Linked DNA regions of Mus musculus: regions 2 and 3 are each linked to region 1. The links are chromatin loops, found by intact Hi-C in ENCODE. Cell type or tissue: left cerebral cortex. All regions are shown on one strand. Region 1 overlaps Rps6ka2 (ribosomal protein S6 kinase, polypeptide 2). Region 2 overlaps Rps6ka2 (ribosomal protein S6 kinase, polypeptide 2). Region 3 overlaps Rps6ka2 (ribosomal protein S6 kinase, polypeptide 2).

Region 1 (5,000 bases):
TTTGAGAGAACCTTTCTCCATCTGGGTGGGATGCCTGCTCATTTTTCTCAGCTTCCCCCAGGGAACAGTGGGTTCCAGAGAACCCTTTTAAAAGCCAGGACTCTAGAGTTTTCGCAGTCAGTTATTGAGGGAGGGGACAACAAGGTCCTTTCCATTAGGGTCTTCTGGTCATTTCCAATTGTCCTTGGGCAAGGAGAAGAAAAGGTTCTGATCTTCTTTTAGTGATGTGACTGATGGTGGGGTGCATGGGGACCGATCAATACATATTCTGGAAGTTACTTTGTGAGTCAAATCTCCATCTTTAAGTTGTTAATTCGTTTTTTGTTGTTCATGGAAATCTTATTGAAAAGTCTTCAGCTCCCTGGATGCTTGACTTGGGAATCAACAGGGCTTTGCTTAGGGAGCATCAACTTCAGAGGAGACAGGGTAAACCAAGTGTAGATGAGAGTTCTCTGGCCCTCTGTCCAGAACCCTGCACCTGCTGGAGGACACCTGTTCTGAGCCCTGCACCTGCTGGAGGACACCTGTCCTGAGCCCTGCACCTGCTGGAGGACACCTGTCCTGAGCCCTGCACCTGCTGGAGGACACCTGTCCAGAACCCTGCACCTGCTGGAGGACACCTGTCCTGAGCCCTGCACCTGCTGGAGGACATCTGTCCTGAGCCCTGCACCTGCTGGAGGACATCTGTCCTGAGCCCTGCACCTGCTGGAGGACATCTTTCCAGAACCCTGCACCTGCTGGAGGATATCTGCCCTGAGCCCTGCACCTGCTGGAGGACATCTGTCCCCAGAGAGTGGCCTGTCTAGACGCTTCAGACAAATGGAATCCTAAAATTAGTGATGCTCTGTGACTGGCTCCTTTCACTGTGTTTGGAAATACTTTTAATGTTCCAAACCCCATCCATGCCGGCATTTCTTTGTCCTGCAACCTATGGCCACACCATGAATCTGTCAAGAAGTCGATAGATGTTGGAAATGTTCCCATGGTTTGGCTGTTGCGGAATGGTGCCAAGAACATTTTTGTGGGACTTTTTTGAGGCTATTCCTTTTCACTTCCTTGTGAAAATATCCAGGTGTGGAGCTGCTGTGTTGTCCGAGATTCCTCCACGCTTTAAAGCCACTCAGCTTGTCTTTAAATCACTGCCATCCGGGGACACGCAGTTCTCACCAAGGTTTTAACTGTTCTTTCCACAATTTCCATGCTGGTGGCCGTGAACGCGCTGGTGGCCATGGCGTGGCATCTCCCTGTGGTTTAGATTTGCATTTCCCAAATGACCCACGACACTGAGGCCCTTTCTTGGGCATTTGTATGCCTTTCTTGGAGAAACATCTATTTAGATCAGTTTTCTCTCCTTAAAAGTTGAGTCTGCCAGCGGGGACCAATGTGCAAAAAGTCTTATGAGTTCCCCAAACAGCACCAACTGGGGACCAAAACATGCCGGCCAGTGGTGTACAGTTCTCATTCAAACAGCAATGATCTCTCACCACTGAATTGTAAGAGTGACTTACATCTCCTAGAAACATATGCTCTAGGCACCACTTGCCACTGTATCTCTCCCAGGGTGTCACTTGTCTCTCTGTTCATGAGGAGGTCATCTACAGACTAATTCTCTTCTCTGACTTTTGTGTGAATTCTCAAATTCTCCCTCATTTGCAGTCCCTGTGTGTGTAGCCCATAGAGCTAACAGTAGGGTGCGCATTCAGAAACTGTGTGTAATAAATATGGTGAACACTAGCCAGAGCCCAGGTCTGTGGGTCAGAGAAGACGCATTGAGGACAGCTGAAGTCTGGACTGTTCAGTAGCCTCACTCACCTTTAGTTTCCCTTTATGGATGGTCACCCTGCAACCTTACATGGCGATGGAAAGCTAAATGTGTAAAGCCCCTGGGTCCTGTCCCCCTGGGTCCTGTCCCCCTGGTGCCTTTCTGTTGTGGTCTGTTTCTCATGGACCATCGCCAAGGTACCGAGCCAGCAGAGGTGGAGGCCCAAGGCCAGATCTTTGACTGGGGCGTGGGGGGAAGCCTTCTGCCAGGTTCACATCCACCTGCTAGGTGGAGCCAGAGGGTGTGGTGTCATCTCAGGTCTGCAAGCCTCATTTGTCTTTCCAATGGGATTCATTGCTGATCCTATTTACTGCAAGCCTTGGAACCTTCCCAGGGATACAAGAGGGGAGTGGGGGTGGCTTGTATTTCCTCCACAACAGGTCTCCTTCATGGCCCCTTTCTGTCAGAATCTCTGCCTTCATGTCCACATTGTCGTCTGATGTCAAGGCCCGAACAGAAGGCGAGACATTTTACAACGTATATGATGTTAACAAGCGTTACCTTTGTAGTCAGGGTCTTTCTAGCCTGGGTCTGAGTGCAAAGAGGCACATGCTGAAGTATCCTGGTTCTTGTGTCCCACAATAAATAATTAGACTAGAGGCGCTTGGCTGGAGAAAGAAACAGAGACACAGTGCATTAAGAGAGAAAGTAATGCACCTGGCCCACCTGAGTTTCTTGATCTCTCCTTAGGCCCCCACTAGAGGAGTCTTGTCTTACCCAGTACAATCCAGCTCATACCTCTGGTTGGCTTGAAATCGCCTGCTGTTTTACAGCGTGCCTTCCCTACTGCTTCCCTACAGAAGGGCAACCCCCTCCCCCCTCTGGCTACCTAGCTCTTCACTGCTGTAGCTCCGTCACCCTCCCCTCACAAAGAACCCGGTCAGGGCTCTCCTCACACCAACCCCACTGAAGCAGAGATGGTACCCAGATCCCCCATCTCCACCCATCTCCAGGGCCTGGTAGGAAATGCCCCCGTGCCCCGTCCTCCGCTCTGCCCAATCCATCCACCCAGGCTTCTGTGGTCCTGATTGAATGGAGTGAAGGAACACTTTCCTTTGTGAGAGTGCCACACCCTGTGCATTAGCACAGGCTAATCTCAGTGGAGCTGCCATCCCTTATAGGCTGCAGGGTTGGTCACATGGCATCTCCAAGACAGGGCAACAGACGGAAGGAGTTTTCTCAATCCAGAATGCTCTATTTTCACTGTCCCTGTTGTCACCTATGCTGGCAATTCTGAATAGCTTCCCACTGTCTGTGAAGGTTTGTAGCTGAGATCTGTCAGTCTGAGCAAGCTCACTTCCTTGTCTCAGTAAGTAAAAACAGTGACCCGAGTTCAGAATTTTTCCTATAAAATATGTCAGGGATCTGTACAAATAAAAAAGTACTGTAACGAATGTCTATGCACCCATGAACTAGCTTTGGAAATAAAAGTTTTCAATGTGACTGTACACCCAGAGATCCCTCCCAAATCTCATTTTCCCACTGTCTTGGTTTTGATGCCTTTCGTGCCTATTTATCTCCCTGTGTTGCGTTTTATGTTCCCTAAACACAGAGACATGCTCATTCTCTGGTTTGCATATGATATAAATGGAATCGCGTTGCTCTGGTTACATAACTGGTTCCGTAGGTATCTGCGTGAGTGTTGATCAGTGGGACAGCCTTGCTCCTCCTGCGTGCCTGCTTCTGAGTTGTTTGTTTTCTGACTGGGATGGTTCCGACACTTACTCCTCAGTTCCCTGTGGGTGGACACCTGCCACTCCCTCCTGCTGTTCTCAATACTGCTTGGAGCACCCATTCGCGCCTGTCATTTCCCCACACAGAGCAGGGTGAAGGACAGAAGTCTCCCTAGTGTGCATCCGAGAATGAAGTGGCTGTCTGTGGGGCACGTGATCTCCAACTGCCATAGACCTTCTGCATTCTCTCCATCTGGCCACGGGAGTTACCCTTCTCCCCTGCTTGCGGCCGGCCACATTACCTGTCACTGGCCACTGTCTCTTTACATTGCCCATTTATGGAATTTTCCTATTCTCCGTCTTCACAAGAGTTCATCTGGTATTTTGGACATCAGTGATATGTGTTATGCAAATGCCATTTAGTTTGTGGCCTATTTTTAACCCTTTTATACAGAAACTTTAAATTTATGCAGCTAAATTTATCAGCTTTTTTCTTTATGGTGTCTTCATTCTGTTTCTGAGCTAAGAAATCTGCCCTCACGCTGAAGTCATAAAAGTAATTTGTCATTCTCCACAAACTTAAAAGTTTTCCTTTTCACACACACACACGCACGCACATGTTAGAGAGAGAGAGAGAGAGAGAGAGAGAGAGAGAGAGAGAGAGAGAGAGAGTGCATGCATATGTAGGTGCACCTGTTTGTAGGTGCAAGTGGAGATCAGAGGTAAAGCCTTGGGCTCTGCTGCTCAGGAGCCATCCAGTTTTCTTTAGTCAGGGTATCTCAGTGGGTGAGTAAGGCTAGGCTGGTTGACCAGCAAGCTGCAGGGATCCGCTATCTCTGCCTCCTCCGCTGGGGTTGAAGATCATGCTCTCACACCTGGCTATTAAAAAATGCTTTACGGGCTGGTGAGATGGCTCAGTGGGTAAGAGCACCCGACTGCTCTTCCGAAGGTCCGAAGTTCAAATCCCAGCAACCACATGGTGGCTCACAACCACCTGTAATGAGATCTGATACCCTCTTCTGGTGTGTCTGAAGACAGCTACAGTGTACTTACATATAGTAAATAAATAAATAAATCTTTAAAAAAAAAAAAAAGAAAAAAAGAAACAGCTTGATTTAAAAAAAAAAAAATGCTTTACATCAATTCTGAGGATTGAATTCAGGCTTGTGTGCCTGTGTGGCAAACCCTTTATGAACTGAGACATCCCCCAGTGTCCTGTTTCTCTTTGCTTGCTGGCTTGTAGACTGTGGTACAGGCCTTTAGTTTGTGACTACGATGACCTACTTTTCTTAGCAGCACTTCGTTGGGTTTACCCATCCTTTCTGCATCTGTCTGCATCACCACCCAGGGAGGCTGCTGACCAGTTCCTTAGGGAGACAGGGACTTCCCACCTGTATTCTGCTCTATTTTCTAACTTGTACCCAAACCATTCTGTTCTAGCCATTACCTGCTTAAGATAAGTCTTGATATCAAACACACTGAGTTTCTCCTGCTTTATCTTGTTT
Region 2 (5,000 bases), 96 kb after region 1:
CTGTCTTGGTCTCCCTGCAGCAGCTACATGGGAACAACATCCACTTCACTGACGGCTATGAGATCAAGGAGGACATCGGGGTGGGCTCCTACTCAGTGTGCAAGCGGTGTGTACACAAAGCCACGGATGCTGAGTATGCTGTGAAGGTAAGCTGAGGAGCGCTGATGTCCTGTGACCCAGCAGGAACGTGGATGCTGAGCAGGGTCCCTCCATCCGCAGCTTCTAAGGTCTGACGTGATAGACATCAGTTTGTTTTGATATGGCATCACCCATTTAAAAATTATTCTTTAAGCCAGGTGTGGTGGCACACAGTCGCAACCAAAGCCCTGAGTGTCCCAGATGAATCTGGCCTATGTAGCAAGATCCTATCTCAAAGGACCGAAAAAAATTCTTTTCAAATCATAAATATTTCAGTTATGTCGAACATGGAACCATTCATCTTTAGCAACTAAGTATAACATAGGCCAAGAATAACAGTCCCAGAACCCATTATCCAAGAAGATAGGATTGGGCAAGCAGGCATAGCACTTATCAAAGGAAGGAAAATGCAGGGGGCAGGAGGGAAGAAGGAAAGGAAAAAGATAGAGCTGTAGAAAATGGATCCAAGAAGTACATAGGGATATAGACTGAAGGAGAGGGCTCAGGCTTTCCTCCAGCCACCCACACCAGACCAAACCAGAATACGGTACATACGCAATCTATAATCCAATATGCTGAGCTCTACACAGTAATTTTCAGCTCTGTACCTGTTGCTAGATTAAATATTGGACCTAAGAATCCAAAGTGCTGATTTCTAGGGTTTTCTATAAAGTTCTTTCTTCTGAAGTCAGAGTGTGACGTGCACAAATGCACACAACCGTACATTCTCTCTACACAGCTGTGAGGCTAGCCTTCACCACCTGTCTTAACACTGGAGATATAGGGCTTGAGGGGGTGGCTGAGTGGTTAGAACCCTTGCTGCAGGACATGTGGCACTGACTTCTAATCTCCACAGCCTACATGAAACCAGGTGTGTAGCACAGGTCTGTATGACAGTGCTCCTAGAGGAGATGGGAGGTAGAGACAGGAGAATGCACAGCATGGGTTAGGCCAGTTAGCCTGGCCTGCGCTGAAGGGAACAATGGGAAGAGACTGTTTCAGACAAGGTCAGAGAAGAGGCCTTGAGGTTGTTCTCTGACCTCCATACCTGTGCTGTGTGGCATGTATGCACTGACATGTACACACACACATAGACACTCACATGCACACACACACAGACTTTTGGCATGTGTCACTGGCCCAGCTCTTCAGGGTAAGTAGGGAGAAGTGGGGCTGGCCAGCAAGGCGACACACAACATGAGCCATTTCCACCCATTGTGATTTTCCAGGCTCTGAAAAGGGTGCTCTGTACATGGACTGCACGAGGTAACAGTGCATCTGCGGCTGTTTCTTGACAGCGAACATTTCTCAAAAGCATATTCTCTAGAGAATGTGCATCTTCATGGGCTATCTGCCCCAGGTTTCTCTGGCTTCGAGAGCATTCATCAGCCTCGGGGGCGGGGGGGGGGGGGTGGAGCAAAATCAAAGGGTTAACCAGAACTCTGCTGATGCGCTCTCACCATTCTGCCTGCCCATCAAGGGGAGGACTAAGGGAGGAGGTGGGACGTGGAAACTTCCTGGAGTCCTTGATGTGATGGTAGTGAAAAAGGGGGCTTGGACATACAGCAGGATCACCAGCCGGTGTCACAGAGTGCCGCCTCTGTGACATAGACATCGGTCTACATTGTGCATGGCTGGGGGCTTACTTAAGACCTGTACTCTGCCTCGCCCTGGGACTTTCCAGTGCTTTGAAAGCTTGCATGAGCTTCTTAGTCTTTCTCTGGGTGAATTGTTTCTCACAGAAATTCTTTAGATAGTTTATCTAGAGGCCAGCAGCACTCCTAGAAGCAAGCAGGGCTGGCCGCCAAATAGTGCTAAGAAACACATCTATTGTGTTGCCAGCTCAGCTGACCCAGTGCCCTTCTAGAAATAGCCTGCTACTGTTGAGTGAAATTCTGTGCCCTGTGACTAGGCCCCATGGACAAGAGCAGTTGCATGTATTCCTGCATCCAGCTCTCACGCAGAGCCATCTGTCACCAGCTTTGATGGGAGTTAGGACTCTGTCCTCATAGATCCTTTTGTGGTTTGACCCTGTGGACCCTCAGTGATAGCTTTTTCCAACCTGTACAACCCAGGAAGAAAAGCTATGTATTGTGTCTCTGGTTAACAGTGAAGAAATAGCCAGGCTTTCCTGCTTCTCTTTCAAAGCTTCAAAGCAAGTCGTGGGCATGTGGGGACTCCCTTGTCCTTTCTAAGACTAGAGTGGGCCATAATTTACTGGAAAGTGCTTAAATTAACCCTCACTGGAAGGAATATGGAAAGCCATGGTTTCTGGGCAAGACCCAGGCATCCACATTTCACCTAGGCGCATGCACAGGACATGTGTGGGCAGGGAGCAGTAAGTCCACTTCTGTGAGGGTTGAACCTTTATTGAGTTTCTTTTAAAGATGAAAGAGCCAACAGTCCATCATTTCCTGTGTCCATAACCACAGTGGATGTCCACTCTGGCGAGCAGAGCCTAGTCAAGCCTTTCTGTAGGTCTGTGGACTCAAGAAAGCCAGACGTGTGTTGGGAGTAGACTGAGCTGTAGAAGACAGAGAGGCCTGTGCTCACGCACCCTAGCGCTTGGTTAGTTAAGAGGAAAGCACTCCAGAGCTGTGCTTCAGATCTGGATCATCTCTGCTCGGCATTCAGAAAATTGCTCAACGGCGCACGCTGCCTGTGGACTCCTTGATTTCGCCTTCAGGAAGCCAGCTGCTTTCAGTCATTGCTTCTCTGACACATCTTTTCTCGTGTCACGGGACAGAAGCCTCAACACACATGGAATACATCGCATGGCCTGTCCCCTTGCATACTTACATGCACACATGCAGCCCAGACACTGACACCTCTTTACTAACAACCCCCTCCTGTGGCTGAGAAGTTTTGGGGGAAACGTGAACCTGGTCAGCGACGGACATGTTTTCCTTAGGAGGCAGCAGCTTTGCCCCTCAGCCACACATGTGCTGTTATTAAATGCATGTAGTTTGTATTAGATAAAAAAATAAAAACCCTTGCTGCCTAGCCTGATGACCTGAGTTCCAGCCCAGGACCCACATGGTGGAAGGAGGTGACCAACTCTAGCAAGCTGTCATGTGATCATCACGTGTGCCCCGTGCTCTGTACCACGCCTACCCATACACATACACAACTGAAGAAACCGATGAAAATGTAAAAATTAAAGGGCCTTAAAGTCATTCCAAAGTGTGTGTCACCTTGTCCTCTTAAAGCATTTAAAATAGTTTCTTTAGACATTTTTGCTCCCATTCCATCCTTCTCCCTTTGGAACCTCCTCTTCTTTCTAAGAAGTCTCCCTCCCCTTCCCTGTCTGTTTCGCATATTGCCACTGAGTTCAGTTCCATGGCTGAGTAGATGTGTGGCTATTTATTTGAGCCAGAAAAACATATCTTTGGCCCCCACAGATCTCCTCCTCAACAACTCTGACTGCTCCTAGTCCCTACAAGAGGGCTGGGACCTCATGGACCTGTGCCCATCACTGAGGTCTCAGGCTTGTGTACAGAGTGACAGATGACTATCTCAACAACCAGTGTTCCCAAGGTGTTTGTGACTTCCCTGTCAGCAATTGGATGACTGTGTTTGCTTGTATGTCATCCTATTTTTAACTTCCACAGAGGATCTGGCTGCCACACCCAGGACAGGAGAGGCCTCTCCCAGTAGGAGCCAGAGTTTGGATTCACATCGCATCATCCGTGTACCACAGCGTTTGCACGGCTGCACTCAGTTCCATTCTGGGTATATAATTTGTCAGCCAGAAGGGAAATGGAGTTAAACAGATGCTTGGCCTGGAGATCGTATTTTTAGAAGGACAGATTGGCATGGAAATTTTAATTTTTTCCTATTGAGAAAGCACCAGAGTTCTGTCTCTTTGTCATTTGCTCTAATTAATTTTACAGGAGAAAATGTCTGTTAGAGTTTTTTTCAGGTAATTACATGCTCCACTTACCTCGTTCCCAGCGTAGCATGATCCTCCCATTTGTTGGAAGGGCAGGGTGCATCCTGCTTGCCCTGCAGCTCACACTTTGGCCTTCAGACCCAGCTGGCAAGTGTCTCAGCACCTGGAAAGACAGCGCTTCAGTGATGGGACCCTGAGGAACACAAGGAAGAACACTGACAGACACAGAGAAGGAAAATGGAGACGTGGGGGAAACACACACGCACACGCACACGCACACACACACACACACACACACACACACACACACACACACACACACACACGAAGGGTGGCCAGGACTCGTGTGTGCCAGCAGCAGCCACCAGCAAACATGCTTCACCTGCTAAGAAAAGCCATCTTCCTGCGCCAGCCATTGTGGAAGCCACACTTGCTCTGGGCATATGCACACCTTGGCTTAGCATCTCTGAGGAGGGTGAGAAGTAGCTGCGGCACACAGGGAGCTCATCCACATGCAGCAGGGCCCGCGGCCCACCCGGCAGGATGCTGCCTGGCGAAAAAAAGAGATGTGGATAGGAAAGATGCCCCCTTCCTCCGGCCTTTGTGTGTGTTATCTCTGTTACCAAGCTTATGCCTGGAGAGGAGAGCCAAAGCAAGAACTTGGTTAGAAGTAAGAAACCACCCCTCCAGAAACTCGCTGAAGGGTCTTGCACACCCTTCAGCCACGCAACAGCCACCTGAGGGAATACCTCACTCACTGATCATATCTGATGGAGGTGCCTTACAAGTTCCGCCAAACAATTAAATGATATTCAGTGTAATATTAATATTACAGCACACAAGCCTGTGCTGATGCCGTGCTGTAACAGATTAACCGGGTGTGCTCGGTCTGCCTCCGAGTTGAACACAGGTTCTTACTCCAGTCTTAAAGTCCTACTCGATGTCAGTGAGAGCTTAAGGTCTTTAGGAG
Region 3 (5,000 bases), 56 kb after region 1:
GTGCGAGTATGGGTAATGCTACTTTACAAATGAGAGGACGGGGGGGGGGCAAAGCTGCTAAACTCCCCCCAAACCACGTTGTGCAGAGATGGTAGAGGCCAGGCTGATGCTGGTGCCCTCCTCCCCAGCCTTCCAGCCTTCTTCTCATTTCCTCATTAGGGAGCCACCTGCTGACTTCTTCTCTTTGGGCATCAAGTAATTACCTGCAGAAAGTTCTGACTCCCATATGTCTGGGCACTCCACTGCTCACAGACTATTTTCTGTCACAAATTAAACCTTCAAAAGCTGGAGACTGCGTCCTTCATCTGGGAGATGGGTGCTGGACAGTGTCCTCGTTCAAGCCGAGGGAGCTTAAGGACATTGATTGATTTTCGAGGGTTTTCAGGTGGTGGGGACCAGATTAAGGCCACGGTGAGATGATGGAGCATCGAGCCCTTTTCTCTGCCTCCCTTTTCAGCAGGCCAGGTGTCCCAGGTCATGGGGATGGAAACACTTGAATAGTGAAGAGGCATGGGGGGATGACAGCAAACGTGTGTTCTACTGAGACAAAGAACACAGTTGTAACAACACTAGCCAGGTGCTGTGGAGGCCAACAGAAAAATCAGCTTCGGTCCAGCATAGAGAAGGACCCCCCTTGGTCCACAGCAACTGCCCTTGAGCTCCCTGGTGCAGGAATGAGAGATTTTCCTTTTTGATGGTAATGGGACTTGGGATGCTGAGACTCAGAGCCTGGGTTCATGATCTGTGTCCCCCCCCCTTTTTTTTTATTTTGAGAACATTCCCCCCTCCCTTTCCTGCAGGTCTTTATTAACTGCCACCCACCCAAGCTGTGTTCTCACTGAATAAGCAGGGTTCAGTTTGGTTTTTGACCAACAAGCCTGGAACTCTTCCGTACTCCTGCCTCTGTAGTCTGAATCTGTGTCTTGGGGCCGAGGAGGTAGGGGAACTCTGCATCTCCTTTTGTTGGGAACAAAATGAAGGGGGGGTCCTGGGGGCCCTGGGGAAAAGTAGGATAGGAAAAAGATGCCCACACCCCTCCAGAGTTTCCCTATTCTCTGGTCAGTCAGGCATAGGAGGGCTGCTATCTACCCTATCCACTCATCCCTGGGTGGGCATTCCTCTATCCCACTCATTAGGGGATGGTCAAGGGGCATCCCTGCCTGGGAACACCCCCACCTCCCCGGAGCTACTTTGCTAAAGCCACCAGGGTTGTGGGAGAGAAGGAAGAGGGAAGAAGTTCCCAACACTGACCAGAGTGCGCAGCGGAACTTGAAGGAGCAGAGCAGAGACTCTATGGTTTTAGAGCCTTATTATAGAAATGCAGGGGAAAGAGAGAAGGTAGAAAGGAGAGAGAGAGAGAAGAGGAAAGGCTAGAGAGAAAAGGAGAGAGGAGAGGAAAGAAGAAGACAAAGAGAAAGGGAAGAGGAGAGAGAAGTGAGAGGTAAGAGGACAAAGGAATAAGAGAGCAAGGTGGGGGCTTAACAGCCCTGTTAATGGTCTTCACTGTAGCTAGGTAACTGGGGAGGAATTTAGCCTGAAGGTCAGAAGCTTGGGCCATTGCTTACGTTACTACTGACCATGCTTCTCTCGTGGGGGCTGTGGGAGGTGGTACCTTAGGCAGGGGCTGGAGTTCTAAGAGCATGAGGGAATGCCTACCATGTCATGTAGGTGAATTATGACCATTGGGGTTCAGACCTCAGCTCGAATGGAGACCAGCCTACAATTCCCCACATCCTTTCTTATTCGTCTCTCATGGTTGATTTTCTCCTGGGAGCCGTGGTCGGTGGAGAGACCCCCTCTGGAGTCTCCAGGGCACCATCAGGGAAGTTGGTGGGTTAAAGATACTCTCAACCTGGCATAAGCAGGAGCCCATGTTTTTATCTGCATCAAGGTAGGGTATTTCTCCAAGAGTGGGTAGGTGAAAGTTTTTAATTCAAAAAAATAGGCCTTGAAAGCTTGAAGGAAGGAAATGAGATCAAGTCCACCCTGGGCTATATATGTAAGAAAATAAAAGCATATCAAAACTTGTAAAAGTCATTGCAAAGGCATGGCAGAGGCACGGACGTCTCTGGTTTTACTTGCCCAGTCCTATTGCAGACCCCAGGAAGAGTGAGGTTTCAAAGGTTCTAATGATTCTTCATTCCCCCCGTGTCTGCTCTCACACTGGTGGGTGGTCTGGGACTGTCCAGTATGGGGCAGCGTGCTTCTCTCATGCTTCTGGATTGCTCTCCATCTTCTGTCATCCTTCCTGTTGCTCTCCACAATGGGGTGTGTCCTCTCTAAATCCTGGTACAGGACAGCAATACCCCTGAGGTCCCCATCAAGGGCCTCTGACATTCTATACTTCCCAAGTTGACCCCTGTACAGGACAGGGGCTTTACATCCGCATTGCTAGCAAAGCCGTAGCCCAGACTCCCACCAGTCTCAGCGTTTCACCCAGGGTGGCTGCAGGTGGCATCCTCCTGACAGCCCTATAGCTTCCCTTCAAGGTAATTTCTCAAAATCCAGGTTACGATAAGCGCTCACTTGTTGTGGGATGTTCCGTTCCTGGTCTCAGTTCTCTGGTCTGCCTCATGCTAGCTCAGTGTCTTCGGGGCTGAGCACCAGCCTCTCACAATTCCCACAGGCATTTCAATCAGGTCCAGCCATGGCTCTGTGCCATGGGTATGTCCTGCCTCCTTCCTGGATCTTATGTACTTCATGACAGCAAGCTGGCCCTGCCCACTACAGCCTCTCTGTGCTGCACCCAGGCTGCCCAGCACCTGTTGAGTCCTGGTCTGCAGCCTCTTGACATGCTGTTCTTGTAAGGTTCGTCGTCTTCTCTCCACTTTCCTCAGCACTTGCAGTTTCCCACTGCTGCCCTCTTCTGTGGATCTCTTTACCAGCCTCTTCTAGAAGGCTGAACTTCGGCTTCTCATGCTAAATGCTAGCACAGACGGCATGAAGAGATGGTGATGGAACAGCAGTGGGCAGGGAGGACGTGGAGGGAGAAAGTGGGAGGGAGACACATTCATGACCCTGGTCCTGTAGGCATGTGTGTCTGTGGAGCTGTGTATCAGTGCTCCTCTCCCACAGCAAAAACATCACAAGAAGTACGCTCTACCGGCAATATCCTGCTTAGGTCCCTTCCCTCTTCTGACTCACGTCCATGCCTCCCAAAGAGCCACCCCTCAACCACCAAGAGTCACGCCTGGCATTGCAGTGACTGTCCATGCATGGGCCGAGTTACTCTCTTAGAGAGCTGGCCGGAGGGCACTGTTTTCCTTCTCAATCAGTGGAACATAATTTCCTCCTGAGAAGAAAATGCATGCTCGCTTCAGGGTGAGAACGCTGACTTCCAGGACTATGAGTTAGGTCTAAATCACAGGTGGAAAACCATGTCATATTCCACTTTGTTATCACCACATCATCCTTGGGGAAGGATTTCTTTAATAACACTTTAAATGTACATTGCCATTCTAAATATCGATGAGCAATGTAATATGATGCACCTGTCACTGTGGTCATTCTAGATATTCAGTCATTCCTCCGAGAGGCCAAGTGGGTGCTGTCTCCTGGGTATACCAGTTAGCCTGTAGGGTCTTAGCATTGCTGTAGTGGTTGTCAGCCTCTATTTTTGTTCATTTGTTTTGCCTCAAAACTAATGAAGTCTGTATTCCAGATGGCTGAATGTGAATGTCATAAAATACATACTGAAAAGAATGTCATAATACAACACACACACACACACAAGTTGAAAGACCCAAGGCTGAGGAAAATAAGAGCTTGAAATGGCAGGAGCGGTGATAAGCATGGAATGAAGGCCAGAGACACTACAGGATGATAGGACACTAAAGCCTGTGAGAAAGGGTCCTTATTCTTAAGGCACAGCAGTAGATTCTCCTACAAGGAAAGTGTCATGGTGTCTACAATACACTTTCATGTTTCTGGTAAGCAGAAAAAGAGCTGGAAACAAGGAGGCCAATGTGTCAAAATGTATGTGCTCCTTAGAGCCAGTGCAGGAGGAGAGCGGCCGTTATATTACCTCAGATTTTCCCTGCGGGTGAGACTGAACTAGCTTGTCTATTACTGTGTATCCAAGCCTCAAGAGCTCCACTCACATCCTGAAAATGTTTTGTTTTTGTTGTACAGTGCGAGACCGGGTCAGATCTAAGATGGAGAGAGACATCCTGGCAGAGGTGAATCACCCTTTCATTGTCAAGCTGCATTATGGTAAGTGCAGTAAGTGCGGCATGATTTGAGGAGGACTTACGGTGATGTCTTCCATCAGCGGAAACAGAAATAATTATTAGTTCAAAAGGAGATCCCCACTGTTTCAGGATCCTGTCTTGTATGAAGATCAAGTTCTCTTAAATCTCCAGTCTTCAGTCTCTTTCCTATTTGATTTTCTGAAAAGAGCAAGATGTCCTATCTTCATCCCAGAGACTTTGTGTGAGGTGGGGCTGCCCATCATTGAGATGTCACCATGGTAACCTGGTACCAGGTCTCCTGACCTTGGGGTGAGACGTGATGACACACCTAGTGCTGCTGTGCAGAAAGTGTATTGATCACTAAGCTGTGCCTTCAAAGTGAATGAAGAAAGGCAAGGTGGAGTGCCAAGTACCTCAGACTACCCTTGAGGCTCAGGGGAAGTACCTTCTCTGAGGCCACAAACCTGCCTTTCTACTCAATACCAGTTCCCTTCCTTTGTACCTCATGGGAGAAGCAGGAGGCAGAGTCAATAGATTAATGGCTCCTCAGTTATGCACTTCACTGCACGCTTTTCTTCTTAAGGCATTCCTGTGAAGAGAGGATGCAAAGAAACCATGGGAAACCAGAGATTCCTATACACGGGGAACAAAGGCATGAATGCACCTGGGGTGGAATGGGGAGACTTCCAGAGACCAAGAAAATAGTTCAGGCCTGCCGCGAGTCATGTGGTGTACCCTTCAGAAAGAACAGAAGCTGGCTCTTTTGTTGGCTGAAGAGCCTGTGGAAGCCTCGTTCTTCCAGGCATGGCA

Evidence for each region. A loop is a pair of places that touch in the nucleus more often than their neighbours do. Peaks named below come from ENCODE experiments on the same cell type or tissue, not always from the same donor. Only the 100,000 strongest peaks of a DNase experiment are listed, where the experiment ranks them.
Region 2: it touches region 1 in a loop (2.4-fold over the local background); 2 of 42 quality-filtered maps call a loop at or near these places.
Region 3: a loop joins it to region 1, with 1.8 times the contacts of the local background. A loop is called at or near these places in 4 of 42 quality-filtered maps.

Annotation. Positions count from the first base shown.
Region 1 is chr17:7,186,620-7,191,619 of GRCm38, forward strand. All of the region lies in intron 1 of Rps6ka2 (ribosomal protein S6 kinase, polypeptide 2), which reads left to right. Among named protein-coding and RNA genes, the nearest start is that of Rps6ka2, 19 kb to the left of the region's middle. In left cerebral cortex, no CTCF peak of the experiment used is centred here; DNase peaks (open chromatin) are centred at 2,371, 3,023 and 3,485; H3K4me3 peaks cover 381 bases; H3K27ac peaks cover 2,246 bases.
Region 2 is chr17:7,282,724-7,287,723 of GRCm38, forward strand. Rps6ka2 (ribosomal protein S6 kinase, polypeptide 2) reads left to right here. Exons shown (of 21, transcript NM_011299.4): 14 at 21-146. Among named protein-coding and RNA genes, the nearest start is that of Tcp10a, 39 kb to the right of the region's middle. In left cerebral cortex, no CTCF peak of the experiment used is centred here; DNase peaks (open chromatin) are centred at 1,986, 2,745 and 3,828; H3K27ac peaks cover 1,234 bases.
Region 3 is chr17:7,242,571-7,247,570 of GRCm38, forward strand. Rps6ka2 (ribosomal protein S6 kinase, polypeptide 2) reads left to right here. Exons shown (of 21, transcript NM_011299.4): 4 at 4,132-4,212. Among named protein-coding and RNA genes, the nearest start is that of Rps6ka2, 75 kb to the left of the region's middle. In left cerebral cortex, a CTCF peak has its summit at 2,870 (motif pointing left); a DNase peak (open chromatin) is centred at 2,828.